2 separate regions of the Mus musculus genome follow, and region 1 is linked to region 2. Evidence: chromatin loops called from intact Hi-C (ENCODE). Cell type or tissue: left cerebral cortex. All regions are shown on one strand. Each heading gives the region's core, and the rest is flanking DNA. Links, peaks and the distances in the headings are about the cores only.

Region 1 (5,378 bases), core at 88-5,087, 51 kb after region 2:
CTCCTGCACGATGCTGTGGCTTTCTGTCCCTTGGGAAGCAGACAAGCCCTTTGCTTGTCTTACTGTGTCCTCCTTGAAACCAACTTCCACAAGTTCTCCTTCCTTTCCCAGGACACTAAAAATTAGGCAGTCGAGTAAGTAGATTCTGGAGAAATCCAAAGAGCTCTTGGCAGGAGGAGAGGGAAATGCTATGCAAATCTATCAGCCTCAGACATACAGCCTCCAGTGAGGTCACCCGGTCCCTTCAATTTAGCTGCGCCCTTTGAGTTTTCTGACTTCTTGTCACTCACTCCTTAATTCCAGTAGGTTTTGAATGCCATCATGTTTTTTTTTTTTTCTCCTGAGTGACCTGGAAGGCAGCTTGACTTTCACTGTATGGTCTTGGTTCAATCTCAGGTCATTGTCTCTTGGACTGTCAATTTCTCCCCTAAAGATCCTACCTCCTCCAAGCACAGCCAGTGTGTACAACCGGGAACTTTTTCCGATGCAGACACTCTTTCTTCATTTTATCTAACATTGGCTGCCTGTACAATTCCAGTTAGTTCATTCCAACTTAGTTCACATGTCTTATCTAACAGTGCCAGTGAAAAGCCTTCCACCCCCTACAAGCCATTAATCCAGGGTCCAAAGCATCCTTTTCCCCCCCGTGCACCTGAAATAATCCGCCTACTACTCAAGAGGAATTCCTTTGGTTTTAAAGTACATTATACATTAAGTAATCACCATATGTTTCCTTAAGAGAAGGGATGCACACTTGTATACACATAGAAGATCAGAAAGGCATCAGAGGCAGGTGAATTAATTCCCTTATGGGAGTCACACTCCGGTTGTGTTTAAACTTGCCCATTTGTCCATAGCAGCTCACAAAGACCACCAACTCGCTAGCTATTGCCACATTTACCACAACGGTCTCTTGGGAAGAGACCCACTATATGGGAATGCTGACAGCCAACGGAGCCTGACTCAACAGGCAGGATTACAGCACTAAATTAAATTATGCCTCATACTCATGTGGGGGGTGGCTGATTCACTGCGGGGGGGGGATGGGGGCGTGGTTAAGAAAATAAAGGTTAAATCAGAGGAAGTCCCAGAGGAAGTCTTAAAGTCCCGTTCTAGAGACCTGCTATTGTGTGCTCTGGCTGTAAGGTACATCCAGGGTCTCTGTCTCACTGTTCCTCTTCACCATCCCTCATGCTAACATATGCCTCACCCCAGGCCACCTGAGCCTCAATAAGCTCTCTGGCCGCAGGCTCCAGCTCTGTCCACCACCTGCCCATGATCAGCCAACGTGGATATTTGTGGTTGGGGATTCTAGCAAAACCAGACAACGACCCCTCCTGAGCCACGCGCGGCTGGCTAGCTCAGCCTTCCTTTCGCAGGTCCTCATTGTACCTTTCTCCCAGTCCGATCGCAGCCCCCAGGTGGCAATCCGAATCGGTCAGACAGATGGGAGGAGCAGGTAACAGACACGTTTCACAAGGGCCAAAATGAACCTGCTGACCTTCGCAAAGTCCCCGCCTTCATCCCCTTCCTCACAGTGGGGCTGGGGGCACTGACTTAGTAGGCAAAGGGAGCACGATCTAAGCTGATGCACCGATGCACACAAAGCCTTTCACCTTCTGCTTGTCTTGCAAGCTCCTCCCTGGGCTTGGTCTCCCAGGGTCTCTGATGCCCCCTTCGGTGGTCTGTGGGACGGTCCGACTTGCTCTGGCAGCGCAGTCTCAGCCTCCTCCTCCCCTCCCCTCGCCACAGAGACCAAAGGGAGCTCAACCCAGCTATAGGACACGAAGGGTCCCCTTCTGTCCTTGGTTCCTGAGCCCACGGGGTGGCGGACCACAGTCCAGTGTGCGAAGGACAGCTTCGCGCGGCAGCTCAGCCACAGCACACATCCCAGCCCCTAGATGATCAGCTCAGGTTCCCAGCTCCCTATCCGCGAAGCCGGCGCGCCCAGCCGCAGCAGCGCTCCTACCTGTGATGCGCCGGGCAGCTCTGAGCGCACTGCCCAAGCCTGGCGCCCGGTGCTGAGGCTATGCAACCGCGGGCTGGCACTCGGGCTGGCTGCCCACTACCTCCTCGCTGGGGCTTCCTGTGGGGCTGGACAAAGGACATTTCCTGGGAGGAGCAGGGAATGTTCCCAGCATGCCTCGATTTGTAGTTCACCGAGACTTCCTGCCACCGCAGCAACAACGGGGGCTCTACTCAGACCCCAGGACTGGAGGAGAGGACCCTGTCGGGCTGTAGTAGCTCGGAGCCGATGGCCGACCCGCCGCCGCTTGGTAGAGTCGCGATCCTGCAGACGCATGCTGCCCTCACACGCTTGCTGCCCTGGGCGCGCAGTGCGAGCGGCCTTTTCTTTAGAAGTGAACTTTGTGATATGCTCTCTTTACGTCGGCTTCCCCCACCCCACCCCACCCCACCCCACCCCCGCTTCTTCTTCTAATAGATGGTCTTCCATAAGGTGAGGCTGGGGGAGGCGAGCATACTCTGACACTCAGCCTAGCCTGGGACTCACCTAGACAACTCACCGCGATTCTTCTTCCTACTCTTCAGGTGTATACCAACCCGAGTTTGTTGTTTTGCTTTGTTTCTGTTGTGCGCTAATCTACCTTAAAGCCCCCTGCATGCGTGGCCAGTGCTCTGTCCATCTACCAACTTTTTCACCTCCCAGGTTCTCTAGCTCAGTGTTTCTCAACCTGTCTGTCACGACCCCTTGTGGATCAAATGGTCTTCTCGCAGAAGTGGCCTAAGACCATCAGAAAACACAGATATTTATCAACATTACAGTTGATAAACAGTAACAAAATTATAAAGTAGCAATGAAAATAATGGTTAGGAGTCACCACAACATGAAGGGTCGCAGCATTAGGAAGGTTGAGAACCACAACTCTATGCAGTCAGGACTCTGGCTGTGGCCTGTTTAAGAAAAACATTTGGCTGCTCTTCTGGTATCCAGGCTCCTTAAAGATCTTAGCACTTTTGCCCTAAAAACCATGCAGAGCTGATCATTCCTAGATCCTGGCCTGGTGACATCCCTTTTCTCCACTGTTGGCCTCTGCCCAGGCTTCTTTTTAAGAGAAGTAATTGAGAGATAAAAAATAAACTTCATGAATTACATATGTGAGAGCCTAAATGACAAGCCGGATGGTGGAGCACACCTTTAATCCCAGCACCCAGGAGGCAGAAGCAGATAGATCTCTGTGAGTTATAGGCCAGCCTGGTCTGCAGAGGGAGGTCTAGGACAGCCAGGGCTAAACAGGAAAATTTTGTCTTGAAAGCAAAAAGCAAACACACAAAAACTAAATGACTAAAAGCTGAGCTGAGTCATTTTACCAAAGGATGGCAGGAAGGGTATAGTAAGTCAATCAAGGAAAGGATGGGTCCTAAGATTTTCTAGAATACTTGAAAAATAATCTGGCAATAGCCCCGTGTAGTGACACCGCCCAGAAGGCTGGGGCAGGAGGGTATGGAGTTCAAAGTTAATATGGGTTATCTAGCAAGACTCTGGCCACAGGTAATACCTGCATGCATACACAATCAGAAAGTCACAATTTGAGTTTCCATTTGTCAACTCCCATTTCAACTCAGAAGAAGTAGGGACCTTTAAGAGAGGGCCTTAGTCTGTGTTTAAGAACAGAGTATCTAAGAATGCTATCATCGTTCTTCTAGAGTCCTTTCGCCATGGGATAAATGGCTGGTTTAATTCAAGGTGCAGAACTGATGAGGAGCAAGTGGATAGTACTGTTTACTTCGCAGACGTCCTTGTTGATCTGTTGGCTATCCATCTGAATTAGTTGCACAAAGTATTTTAGCTTCATGTTTGTAGCCTTGGAACATTCAGGTGAAAAGCTCCCCATTTCCCCTAGATGGAACTCATGGATGTTTGTCAAATCACATAGCCTCATCATGCTCAGTGTGAGAAGGCGCTGGGCCTGCCTGCGGCACTCAAAATTGTCTACTCTGCCTCCATGAAGCTATTTTCTCTCCTTCCTCTAACACAACTTTTTTTCTACATTTCTTACTTTTGTTGACGATATGGAAATTTAGCCCATTACCTCCACCCCATATCAAACCTGCCCTTTTGCCTTTTGTTTGTTTGTTTCCAATGTAGTTAGCTCATTACTTTGGCAAGGTGGTTTTTTTTTTTAAACATATTCTTGTCTTTATAGCTTTCAACAGTGACCTCATTGTTGTAACAAAGTCCTATGAAACCTATAATGGCCTCTGTACGTGGACAGTGTGTTTGAGGTGCTAGGGAGAGATGCTAGCCATAAGAGTAGAGCTTTGCTTCCAGACTAACAAGCATCTCTGAGGTCTTCCACAGGATATTCATTGAATCATTAAAGGTGTGTGTTATCCTCGAGTACCTGCATCCCAGTTGACAAGATGTAGCTCACACCATCACTACATAGAATCCTCATCCATCGATGTGAGAAACTGTAAGCGAATTTGTGTTCTCAGAAGTTTCTGGTCTTTCCATAAGCCCTTTTGAACCTCCAAAGGCAGTGGTTCTCAACCTTCCTGATGCTGTGATGCTTCAATACAGTTCCTCATGTTGTGTTGACCACCCTGCAACCTTAATTATTTTCATTGCTACTTCATAACTGTAATTTTGCTACTGTTATGAACTGTAATGTAAATATCTGTGCTTTCCAATGGCCTTAAGGGACTCCTGTGAAAGGATCATTTGATCCATGAAGTTTCGGTCCTTAGTCCTTTTCAACCTTTTGTCACTTGAACCACAGGTGGAAAACCAATGCTCTGAGGGTTGGGAATAGGAATGAGAAGAAAACACGCAATGGGAGGCACAGTTAAGGTGTGGACTTTGGCTCTGAAGGACAGTGACCTCAATGGGAAAGGTGTGGTTCACGGAGTTTTCTTTGTTTGACTTTCGAGATGCGTTGGGGATGTTGGGATTTGGGCTAGGAAAAAAAGGCAGATGCTAAAGCCAGAGGGAGAGAGAAAGGATGAGGGATTAGCATCCAACAAATACTTGTTGAACTAACAAATTCCTGAAACGTAGCCTGACTGGTGATGTTGACCGTGAGATGATCAAAGTGCACATTCCCACTGAGACGCACAGTCTGAGACCAGACAGAATCGGCATTCCTTTCTCCCCGCTCATGCTCCCTCCCCTGCCCTTCACATCCCCAGAAGACAATGATGAATGAGGGGAAGGAGGAGCTCAAGCTGCCCTGGTGCTGGAGGACAAGCTCTCTCTGACTTCAGGAAAGATGTTGAAGGTAGACGGCATCTTCCAACTTCCGGAGCTTCCAGGGACATTAAATTTATTTATGTTTAAATAAATATTTACCTAACCTTTGCCTTGTATTATTCTTCCCAGTTCTGGGCACTGAAAAGGGGTCTCCAAAACACTAGGC
Region 2 (5,378 bases), core at 187-5,186:
TGTCTTGTGCATATCTAATTACATTGCCTGTGTTGATTCTTTTATTCTATTCCTTCTCTGCAAGGGTTGTGCTGTGGGTAAAGCCAGCATACATGCAAGGTGTGTGTGTGTGCGTGTGTGTGTGTGTGTGTGTGTGTGTGTGTGTGTGTGTGTGCCCCAAATCATATGCATGACACCAATGCTTGACAAAGATGGCATACAAGAAGGAAGAGAAGGGAGAAGAGGGAAGGAGAGAGTGAAGGAGAGAGGGGAAGGGAAGGAGCAGGGTAAGGTGGGGGAGGAAGGAAAACAATTTTAGAAAATGGACAGAGGCAATAAGATAGAACAAAAAGCCACTGGAAGAGGCAAATGAAGGAAGGAGAGGAAAACAGACAGTTTTGGTTGACAAAGGAAAATATGACTTCAACAAAAGTGACTTCAACATTTCAGTGCATCTGAAGAAGTCATCATTGTGAGAATATGAGTAAGGAGACTGCACTGGAGGTCTAGTGGGAAGAAGTACTCATACAGTTACCTGTAAAGGAGGGAGGGAGGGAGGATGCAGGAGGGAGGGGCAGGAGGAAGGGAGGGGCAATAGGAAGGAGGGGGGCAGGAGGGAAGTACAGGAGGGAAGGAGGGGCCAGGAGAGAGGGAGGGGACAGAAGGGAGAGGGCAGGAGGGAGGAAGGGGGTAAGAGGGAGGGGCGGGGGAGGGAGGGGACAGGAGGAATGGAGGAGCAGGAGGGAGGGGCAGGGTCAGGAGGGATTGGCAGGAGGGAGGGAGGGGACAAGCAGGAGGGAGGGGGCAGGAGGGAGGGGACAGGCAGGAGGGAGGGGACAGGCAGGAGGAAGGGAGGAAGCAGGAGGGAGGGGACAGGCAGAAGGGAGGTGCAGGAGGGAGGGAGAAGGCAGGAGGGAGGGAAGGTAGAAGTCAGTGCCTCTGAAGGGGAGCAGCAGCTGCTCTGGTTAATGGTCCATGCTGGCTCAGGCTTGGTGACAAAGGCAGCTCTGTTTCCCCTTTGGCTTCCCATGGCCTTGCTGAGCAGGGAAAGCCTCTGGGTTATCTGAACAAGGTGACTGTGAATGTCAAAGGATAAGGTGATAAATTCTCATAATTCCATTTCTGCCTTGAAGATCTCTTTCCTGGGAACTGAGTTGGTGATTTTATGTGGCTAGGACCACAGCAGCTAGGACTTTTCAGCAAAAGTTTAGTCTAGCTGGTGAGTTCCCTTGGGTGTTCTCAGCCACCACTTAGACACAGTATTGTGAACTAAGGCACAAGAAACTTTGTTATGCGTATTATACTCTTCCCTTCTCAGTAACTATATTTTCTTGAACCTTTCTTCAAACCCACCATCATTCCCACACTGATGGAGACCAGCACTGAAGGAGAAAACATTGCCAGTAGTTCAAAGGCACATTAGACTCAATGTTGTGCAGTCACTAATAAGAATGTGCAAACTATTTAAACCTCCACTATGAACCAGTCTTTGATCTGGGATCTATCTAGTGTCCTAATGCAGGAGATGCAAGTATGCATAAGCTTAAGCCCTAGGGAGACCACATCTTGAGTGAGCTTGTGGATTGTGAGTTTGCCTTGACCTACTTGAAAACATGCCCTGGGCCTTCCAGCTTGGAAAAAGAGTGTACCTTCTTGTTGTTGTTATTGTTGTTTCAAAAGCCCATAGTTGAGTGGCTTTGGAGATTTTAAGGAGCTGGACATTTTCAAAATGTTTGAATTTCTTAAAGTCTTTAAAATTATTCTGTTTTATATTGTGACATTAACACACTCTTGGAGACAAAAAGAAAAATGCTGTTTTAAATGTTTTAAATGCATTTGTGTATCAAGGACAAGAAATCAATTGTGCTGGTTAGGTATTTTGGTTTTTTGCTTGTTTGTTTGTTTTGTTTTGTTTCTATTTGACGCAAGGTAGAGTCACCAGGGAAGAGGGAACTTCTGAGAAAATGCCTGTAAAAGACTGGCCAGTGGGCAAGTCTATAAGGCAGTTTTTTCATTAATGATTGATGGGTCAGAGACCAGCTCACTATGGTTGGTACCATCCTAGGGCAGGTGGTCCTGAGTCATAAAGACACTCAGAGCAAGCCCCAGGGAGCAAGCCAGTAAGCAACATTGCTCCATGGCCAGCCTCTGCTTCAGTTCCCACCTCTAGGTTTTTACCCTGATTTCCTTTCATGCTGAGCTGTGATTAAAGCAAGGAAGTCATGTAAACCTCTCCTCCCCACGTTGTGCTTGGCCTGGGCATGGTGTTTATCTCAAACACAGAAAGCGAGCTAGGACATACATGTGTGCATACAAACATGTACTGATTAAGCTAGGACATACATGTGTGCATACATACATGTACTGATTAAGCTAGGACATACATTAAGCTAGGACATACATGTGTGCATACATACATGTACTGATTAAGCTAGGACATACATGTGTGCATACATACATGTACTGATTAAGCTAGGACATACATGTGTGCATACATACATATACTGATTAAGCTAGGACATACATGTGTGCATACATACATATACTGATTAAGCTAGGACATACATGTGTGCATACATACATATACTGATTAAGCTAGGACATACATGTGTGCACACATACATGTACTGATTAAGCTAGGACATACATGTGTGCATACATACATATACTGATTAAACCTCTCCTCCCCACGTTGTGTTTGGCCTGGGCATGGTGTTTATCACAAACACAGAAAGCAAGCTAGGACATACATGTGTGCATACATACATATACTGATTAAGCTAGGACATACATGTGTGCACACATACATGTACTGATTAAGCTAGGACATACATGTGTGCATACATACATATACTGATTAAGCTAGGACATACATGTGTGCATACATACATGTACTAATTAAGCTAGGACATACATGTGTGCATACATACATATACTGATTAAGCGAATCAGTGGTTTTGAATCAGTGTCTTACTACTTAGACCAGGCTAGTCTCACACTGGCATTCATCCCTTAGCAGCCTCTTGTACCATGCCAACTGCACCCCCTCTAGATTGTACTTTTAAAAGTGTGATAGGAAATATTTTAGGATTATGGTCCTTGTGATTTCTGTCACAATTATTCAACTGTGCATGAACGTCTCCGCAGTCAGTTTGTGTGGACAGTGTAGGTGAAACTGCATTCCAGTAAAATTTCACTTACAGAGAGTCAAGTGTATGACACATAATAAAGAAGGAGGATATGATAAAAGACTGGTAGGGATTTAATGACAAATAGCTCATATTGGTTGCTGGATGCCAGGATGCTGTCCAAGGAACCACCATTAAATAAAATAACCTCCAAACAGGGCAGTTCTTACGTATACAACCACACTCACAGAATCTGGTACTCTTGGGGTCATTAAATTACTTAATACTTTAACGAACAGATGTAAAATAGCACTAAAATGGAAAGTGTGCACACATCAGAAACATAGTTCAGATTGTCTATGAACATTGTTTTATATATAATATATATATATAGGGTTTTTTTTCCTTTTCACATATATGTACAGTTTCTAGACTGTAAAAGAGACCGCATGGCTCAAAGGATTAAGTGCTCACCTCCTTCTGCCTCAGGCTAAGTCTTTTAAGCTCCTAAACTTCAAGTTTTTCTTATTAAAGACAGCAAAAGAAGCTGGCTTTTGACCAAAATTTCCCAGGAAATAAATAGTACAAGTGCCTCCAACCCGGTATAAGTTGGATTAAGGAATCTTTAACATTTCAAGCATGAACCACAGGTACAAGAGTATCCTGAAGAAACACAATTCTTCTAAGATGGAAGACAAGAAATAACCAGCTGGGCGCATGGAATTTCATGTAATGCAGGCATGTTCCCTGAAGAAGAGACTAGAATCACATTGTAAATACACCATTCGAGCACTCGGTGTGGCTGGACAGTTTCTTCTGCTAAGGGGTTTGGCTCAGATAAGGAATAACACAGTAGCTGATTCTCTTATCCACAGCGATAGAAAGAACAAGAGAAGTCCATGGGTTTCTACTGCCATTACTTCACGCCATCTTGGTTATCCACAACCCACCAAACCCACTCTCTAACGCTGCTGTTCTGTAAAACATTTGATAATGGCTCTCCTGTGTGTAATAATGGCAGCAAAGGGCCAAAGCAAAACAAAAAGCCCATAAAGTGGTTAAAAATATATATGAAGAATCAAAAGTTGGATTACATTTCATTGGCAAACTCTTGAGAGAACTTAAAACAGGGAAGAGGTAGATGTGCATTTCAAAAAAAAAAAAGGAAAAAAATGAACTGGTTATGGTTGGGGTCACCTGTAACCCCAGCACTCTGGATCAGAGGCAGGGGCAGGTGGAGCTCTGTGAGTTCAAGGCCAGCCTGCTCTACAGGATGAGTTTCAGGACAGCCAGGGCTATGGAAAGAATCCTTGGAGAGAGAAAAACAGAGAGGGGGAGGGGAGGGAGAGAGGGAGAATGAAGACTGCTTACAAATTGGCTGCGTTGTTTTAAGTGGCTCTCATACACTGGGCACCTAGACAGCATGAGTCAGAATAGGCGGCACAGACTTTGCAAGTGTAAGTCTTCACTAAAGAAGACTGAAGAGAATTAGTGTTTTTCAAAACTAGCCCTAGCGTATCTGTTTTCATCTGTGAACAACAGTAAACAGATTAAGTGTACAAGATCAGCAGGTAATATACAAAAGCCCGGATGTTCCCCAGATTTCTTTTTTAGTGTCCCTAGAATGAAAAATAAAAAAATAAAAAATAAAAAAAACAAAAATGCTTCTTTAGAGTCCCCAAAGAAGCTCATTATGAAAATACAAATAATCAAGTATAAATCTCTAGCATTCACAGAAACTTGGCTAAAACTGTAAAAACAATTGTATGGTTTCCCCACCACACTTTCAACTGTGTCCAACAGTTCCAGATTCCCATGAATAATCTAGGGTAATAAATGTTAGTGAAGAAAACTTCACTGCCGGCCACCACACTGACTTCTAAAGGCTAATCTACGGGAGGGAACTTAAGGGTAGGTAACCAAAATCTATACAAGTTATTTGACTCCAGCTCCCTACTAGAAATAGAAGACAGTGAGAATACTGGAATCAGGTGACAAAGGCCAGCTTTGTCAATAAGGACATCTTTGGTCCTTCTAGGCTTTAATTTTTCCATCAAGTGTAAGAATGCTCAGTCTTCTTGCTTTATGATATAAATCAGAGCACGTAAGTCATCCTCGCAACCGAGCTTGGAACACAAAAGGGCAGGCTCCACCATTCATTGCCCTGGGCCTTTCTCTGAAAGGCTTACCACACTCCTCCCCCAGACTTTCCCCAGTCACAGTTTGCAATGCTGATGTATCTCACAGGCATGTGAGAAACACTAACAGTCA

The links. Hi-C counts contacts between places; a loop is a spot of excess contacts. Peaks named below come from ENCODE experiments on the same cell type or tissue, not always from the same donor. Only the 100,000 strongest peaks of a DNase experiment are listed, where the experiment ranks them.
Region 1: a loop joins it to region 2, with 4 times the contacts of the local background. A loop is called at or near these places in 14 of 42 quality-filtered maps.

The regions. Positions count from the first base shown.
Region 1 is chr3:98,379,170-98,384,547 of GRCm38, reverse strand. It overlaps Zfp697 (zinc finger protein 697), which reads right to left and starts at 2,067. Exons shown (of 3, transcript NM_172863.4): 1 at 1,970-2,067. It overlaps Gm52610 (a long non-coding RNA gene), which reads left to right and starts at 4,054. Exons shown (of 3, transcript XR_003954528.1): 1 at 4,054-4,436; 2 at 4,743-5,378. In left cerebral cortex, for the core only: CTCF peaks have their summits at 1,666, 2,196 and 2,723; DNase peaks (open chromatin) are centred at 115, 968, 2,070 and 2,582; H3K4me3 peaks cover 2,658 bases; H3K27ac peaks cover 1,696 bases.
Region 2 is chr3:98,429,792-98,435,169 of GRCm38, reverse strand. It overlaps Zfp697 (zinc finger protein 697), which reads right to left. Exons shown (of 3, transcript NM_172863.4): 3 at 3,221-5,378. Among named protein-coding and RNA genes, the nearest start is that of Gm4450, 25 kb to the left of the region's middle. In left cerebral cortex, for the core only: no CTCF peak of the experiment used is centred there; no DNase peak of the experiment used is centred there.